Regions from separate parts of the Homo sapiens genome. Here region 1 is linked to region 2. Evidence: chromatin contacts called from ENCODE Hi-C or POLR2A ChIA-PET data. All regions are on one chromosome and are shown on one strand. Each heading gives the region's core, a stretch centred on a gene start or an enhancer-like site at or near the end of the contact. The rest is flanking DNA. Distances are from core to core; before and after follow the strand shown.

Region 1 (3,034 bases), core at 23-2,522, 86 kb after region 2:
ATAAGGTCTAAACTATCAAATAGCAGCAATTTCATATGGTCTGATCAAGTAAAAAGTCCTAGAAGAAGGCAAAGGAGAATAAGCCACCTTCTATACATTAACTCATGCCTGGGTATTTTTGTCCTTCTAGCTCAAAAGTAAAAAAAAAAAAGTGTGACAAATATGTCTTAAGTACTTACTGTGTGCCAGGCATCAGACTATCTGATAGGTCAGGAGTTTATTATCTTTACTTTGATTGATCTTCATGACTTATAAGTTAAGAGGACCAACAATATGAAATAGTGGAAATGTGAAGCCATCAAGAGCATTAACTCTAAACAGAAGGAAATAAGTCTAAAGGAGAATGTGTGTATCTTACAGATGAGAGGGACAGTGCCGGTGCCATGTGGGAGGAGACAGAGCTGCAGATGAGGAGGGTGAGTTACCCTGTGCCAACAACAGCGGGGTGAGCTAAGGTGCTTGAGGGTAGAGACGCAGTCAAGCCTCTCAAGCAAAAAATGCAGCAGCTAATTTCAGAGTGGGAAATGCCCCTCTGGGAGGAAGTCAACATCTTATGATCAGAACCGCAATACTGAGATAGCTAAGAAAACACAAATTCAACTTTTAAAACGTTTTTATAAAAACACTGGAGAGAGAAAAAGTCCAAGTTCACTTTGGCTTTTGGAAGAGACCCAGAGGATTTCTTAATTCATCTGAAGCATTTTGGCCTGAGTTCTATTAAAACATTTTTAATTCTTTGATATGTAATCCTCTCTAGGGGTGTGGATAAAACAAGGGCATTATGAAGTTTTGTTTAGGGAATGTCATCCCATGAAAGTATTTGCCAGTGGATTTTGGAAGGATTCAACACTGTTTTGTTGGATGGTTTTATATACCAGGTGAATTGAACACATGAGAGCAGGGATTTTTACTCAAGAAAACTTGAGAAGAACTGTAACAAAGGGAAGAGAATAGAAGTCATAGTTTTCAATTCCAAGGACTCAGTAACCCATCAATGATTACTGGCTTCTAGGGAGAGAGTTAGATACCGAGTATTTTGTTAAATGTTTTACATTTATATAAATGTATATAGTACTTATTCATATTTTATAAAGTCATTGATATGTACACCGAAAAGAGAAGAATTGAAAAATGGAAGACTAGGAAGATTGGACACTGTATCTGATGCTGTATTTCCAGTAAATTTAGCAAATAAAAAGTCTATCAAAGGAGTGCCCTATTTTGTTTCTGAATTTCAGATGAGCAGAACAGAAGCCACTCCTATGACTCTAGGACGGAAGAATGAGAATGAGGAAACTGGGGTTGTGCTTGCCTGGAGTCTAACCCGTGCACCACCTGTTATTAGAACCCTGGGAAAGCAGCCTACCATCCAGTTTTAGGTTTGGCTTGTTGAAGCTATTGACGTTGTAGCATGCACTGTACTGAGGGAAGGGAAGGGATACCTGGCTTTGAGTTTAGAGGGCTGTGGCTAACAAGTGGCTATAAGCAAATGAATTATCATGCCTAATAAAATATTCAAGTGATAATTACTAAGTTAGTGAGAGAGTTTGGCTGTGTCCCCACACAAATCTCATCTTGTATTGAAGCTCCCATGATTCCCACATATTGTGGGGGGGACCCGGTGAGAGATAATTGAATCATGGGGGCTGTTTCCCCCATACTGTTCTCCTGGTAGTGAATAAGTCTCACGAGAACTGATGGTTTTATAAAGGGAAACCCCTTTCGCTTGGCTATCATTCTCTCTCCTGCTTGCCACAGTGTAAGACTTGCCTTTTGCCTTCTGCCATGATTGTGAGGCCTCCCTAGCCACGCAGAGCTGTGAGTCCATTAAACCTCTTTTCCTTTATTATAAATTACCCAGTGTTGGGTATGTCTTTATCAGCAGCGTGAAAACAGACTAATACAGTTAGTAAGGAAAAACCTTGACCAAATGGAAAAGTGTGCATGCATTATCTCAAGTCCATCAGAAATCTGAAAAACAAAACAAAACAAAACAAACAAACAAACAAACAAAAACCAAAAACACTATTCAAATAGTTTTTGCAACATGAAGAAAAAGGAGACAAAATCAGACAACTGATAAGGGTTGGATCTGGCTTCTCACTGTTCTGTCAAGATGGGAGTTTCTGATTTAACCAGTGTCATATTGGTGGCTACTCTAACTGAATTCATTGAAAAATTGCCATAATGTGATTCAGGATTTGCCTCTGTCAACTTACCTCCTTTTAGCATTTTATGTTTTAGTTCATAGAATAAAATAATCCCATTATAGATAAGAAGCTTGAACTGCGAGATATAATTATGAGTCCTAATTCCAGCACTCAGAAAAAACACAACAAAATAACTGAAACAAAACCTAACATGCATATAGTGCTCATTATGAGCCACAAACATTTTGTAAAAACTAATGCATGAAAACTAATTTAATCTTTACAACACTATTCATTCAACAACAGCTATTTGGTGAGTACTTTTATAGATTCTGGTGCCATGAAATAGAAGCTATCATTATCCCCATTTATGAGTGAATCTGATACATCAACTCATGCCTCCGCTTGAGCATTTTGGCCTTACTTAGCTCTTGAGATTTCAAATGCTCCCCTGGCAAGGAAAGCAAACCACATCCCCAAATTTCCTTTATCCTGATCTTCATTTATAAGCCTCTAGAGACCCTGGTGAATAGAGCTGAATTTTATTTATTTGAGTTCATCTCAGAACAGTGGTAGGGCATCTTTTCATGTCTTTGGAGACAGAGATTCACATGAGGGAGAGAAGAAGCTAAAACCATGAGCCATCACAGAGTACATCTTCCTGCTGGAAGCAGCACTAAATCAAATAAGACATAATGTATAGGAAGTTTGTCTTAAAAACCTTTAGGAAGAAGGCAGTCTACACAAATCTTCACTGAGTTCCTTCTCATTTCCTCTTTCTTGTTGTATAATACAATATGTGGGTGTAAATTAAGAGAAACATTAGGAAAAATAAGACCAAATAATCTAGGTAATTGTTATTTAACATGTATGAATCTCATTTT
Region 2 (2,996 bases), core at 199-2,698:
GAGGCGGGTAGATCACCTGAGGTAGGAGTTCAAGGCCAGCATGGCCAACACAGGGAAACCCCGTCTCTACTAAAAATATAAAAATTAGCCCAGTGTGGTAGTGGGTGCCTGTAATCCCAGCTACTTGGGAGGCTGAGGGAGGGAGAATTGCTTGAACCCGGGAGGCAGAGGTTGCAGTGAGCCAAGATTGTTGTGCTACCGCACTCCAGCCTGGGTGACAGAGTGAAACTCCATCTCAATAAATAAATAAATAAACTCACATGTTGCAAGTAAGCGTTATTAGCACTAGAAAGTGAAATGGGACTGGTGAGTTCAGTTAGTAGAGACGAACAAAGGCTTGCTTAGGCATAAAACAAGATGGGAGAGGACATGATGTTGTGTAAGAAAACTGCCAGCCCATGGGGCCCGGTGGGGTGGGAGCTAGGGATGAATGACAAAGATTTTCCTACTAAGTTGGAAGAATGTTCTCTGAGGTTATGGTCCTTTGATTGTTTCTAGTACTTAAGCATGATCAACTGCCATTTGAGCTACATAAAGTATGACTAAGGACTCCATTTACAGCCTCTGGGAAAGAAAGAGTCTTTTGAATCCTCTGTAGCCTGCTCTGGCTAAAGAGACACATTAAGGTATGGTATAAAACAAGCCACCCCTGTAGGGGAACAGATTAGGGCTTGGGGGTGTGGGGGCTGGGGGCCAGAATATTACATTTGAGATACAAAATTACATTGAGAGGCAAGGTTTAAAATCATTTGTCTCACCACATGTTTTCCATTTGTGACTTCTCAAAGCCACAACAAAGGCTCTCCCCTCCTTGCCCATGTGCCTGCTATACTGATAAGGTGAACAGTTTTTTTTTTTAAAGGTTTTCAGCATAATAGTGTTTTAAGACGTAATCTCATTTGCTGCTCCTTTAATTGCTGTTTTGTAATGTTTTATCTATTTTAATTACTGTTTTAATGTGCTGCTTGTACCCTGAGGTGCTTCTGTGAAGGGTACCATTTTAAGAAATGAAGAACTAGATAAACAAATAAATCCACAGGTAAGGGATCATAGTAGTCTACCCTGTGTTTAAATGAGCATTTTTAATTTGCCTGGTATTGAGTGTTGACTAGCAATAGTCTCTTTTTCATGTGTAAGGACAGAGGTATGATGTCTAAGGTCCAACACAAAGCATACGTAGAGCTGGGAATAAAAGGCAATATTCCCAAGGGCTGTCCTAATTCACAATAAGTAGAACTTATGCTATCATGTTTAAGTTTGATCTTATGTTCCCAACAATTCTTTAGAAGTAGCAATAGCTCTAATGAAGGCAAAAGTATATATTTTCCATTTAACTCTAGTAGCAATTGAATTGTAGTTTTCTTGGCCAGGAAACAAATTCAATAGACCCAGTTCTTAACCTGAGTCATGTTACCCTTAGTCACACACATGACACGATTGCATTCCTTGGCTTACTAAAGCAGGAAATGGACCAGTGGCTTGGGGTTTCCTGACTGGATAAGTAGGTGGTGTAATGACTTAACATCCCTTCACTCCCCCACGGCCACACCCAGATTTTTATTTCCGTATTTAAACACAAGCAAGGTCAAAACAACAGATGAAATTTAATAAAACAGTAGTAGTGACGCCTAAATGTTTTTACTGACTTCCTAAAAATGCTTTGGAATCAGCTTCAACTGCATTTATAAATGAAGAAGGAAATGAAGCTCAACACCCCAGCTACGAAATTGTTTGGTCCTAAATTGGCCAGATGCCTAGATTTCCTTTATGTAAACAGGGTCAAATGTGAGGCCAGCCAATTGTAAACTAAGATTCTAGCCTCCTATATTCTCATAGTCGGAGATGTTAATGAAGTTGCCAGGTTTCCACAAAGTTGAAGTGCAACCTCTTCCTATCATGAAGCCCAGGCAGATGCAACCAGCCCAGGTAATGGCACAGCAGCCTAGGCCACTTGGAACAAATGTGGTTCATGGAGTGCAAAAGAAATAACTTTATCATGCCCCACCTTTCCCCAACACACACGTACATACCTACTTTTTCAGACTCTGGAGCGGGGTCCTTGACTTTTTAATAGTCTCAGATAGTTTATTTTTAAGTCCTCTGGTGACTTCTAATCACATAAATAGTCTCAGCTTAGTAATATGTAATAATAACAATCCCTAAATTTCAGCTGGAGTGAGTCTTCCTACCCCATCAGCTTGGGCCTGCCACCAGGGGTGAAGGGGCAATCTTCTTATTTTCCTTCTCTTCCTTACCCCATTCCTAGTTGCTAGCTTGACTTCTCCAAGGTGAGGGGACAGAGGAAAAGGAAGAGGTAAATGGGAAAGAAAGGTTTCATTCAATTGGCATGAATGTGGCATATTTCCCTTTGGCTGTGGTGGATGTTGGAAGCTGGCCCATGTGGGCATTTGTGAGGTCTCTTCAGGGTTCCGTCTACCCCTGGGCCCTCTGATGGGCAGTTTCCTGATATGGACTGTGTGTCCATCCACCACTGCCTTGGCCCCTGAACATCTAACTCCATAGCCCCGGTTTTCCTCTGCTGTGATCTTCTCACCCCTTCAGGTAACATTCTAGGTCAGAAAGTAAGCCACCTCCACAGAGGCTCTCTCCATTATATCACACATGTCAATCAATAGGAAACACACTCTTTAGATACATTCTTGGTGGGAATGTAGGAACTTCTCAAGCTGTGGCTCACTCTGCTGTTGTAGACCACTTCAGCTAGTTTTTGACACCTTAGATTTCTTAGATGTGAGTCAGACAGTGAGTATATCACGGGGTTCCCCAGTCCTTTGAGGACATGCATGAAACTTGTCAATGGTCTCACTGAAGCCACATCTCATGGGCTTAAGATGAGGACAAACAACTTATTACCCCTTTCACATAGGAGATGTGATTCACAGGTTTACTTTGACCAATGGAATGTGAGTAGACATGATACATGCCATGTCCCAGCAGAAGCTCTTGGAAACTTTGGGAGTTTCAATCCTTTTGCT

Evidence for each region. A loop is a pair of places that touch in the nucleus more often than their neighbours do. ChIA-PET counts read pairs that join two places held with the same protein, here RNA polymerase II (POLR2A). Pooled maps may share reads with other maps.
Region 1: a map of chondrocyte shows a loop between it and region 2 (2.4-fold over the local background). The contact joins two enhancer-like sites. A Hi-C loop is called at or near these places in 2 of 168 maps with a recorded cell type or tissue (breast epithelium and chondrocyte), 5 of 37 single-sample maps with no recorded cell type and 11 of 50 pooled maps. POLR2A ChIA-PET finds 5 or more read pairs at or near these places in 3 of 52 experiments (H1, Panc1 and activated CD4-positive, alpha-beta T cell).

What each region holds. Positions count from the first base shown.
Region 1 is chr3:143,528,664-143,531,697 of GRCh38, forward strand. All of the region lies in intron 9 of SLC9A9 (solute carrier family 9 member A9), which reads right to left. Among named protein-coding and RNA genes, the nearest start is that of SLC9A9-AS1, 190 kb to the left of the region's middle. Within about 2 kb of position 1,273, at least 5 of the 41 ENCODE cell types and tissues checked have a DNase peak (open chromatin) inside an H3K27ac peak, as active enhancers do.
Region 2 is chr3:143,442,488-143,445,483 of GRCh38, forward strand. All of the region lies in intron 12 of SLC9A9 (solute carrier family 9 member A9), which reads right to left. Among named protein-coding and RNA genes, the nearest start is that of SLC9A9-AS1, 100 kb to the left of the region's middle. RefSeq lists an enhancer at 990-2,189. Within about 2 kb of position 1,449, at least 6 of the 41 ENCODE cell types and tissues checked have a DNase peak (open chromatin) inside an H3K27ac peak, as active enhancers do.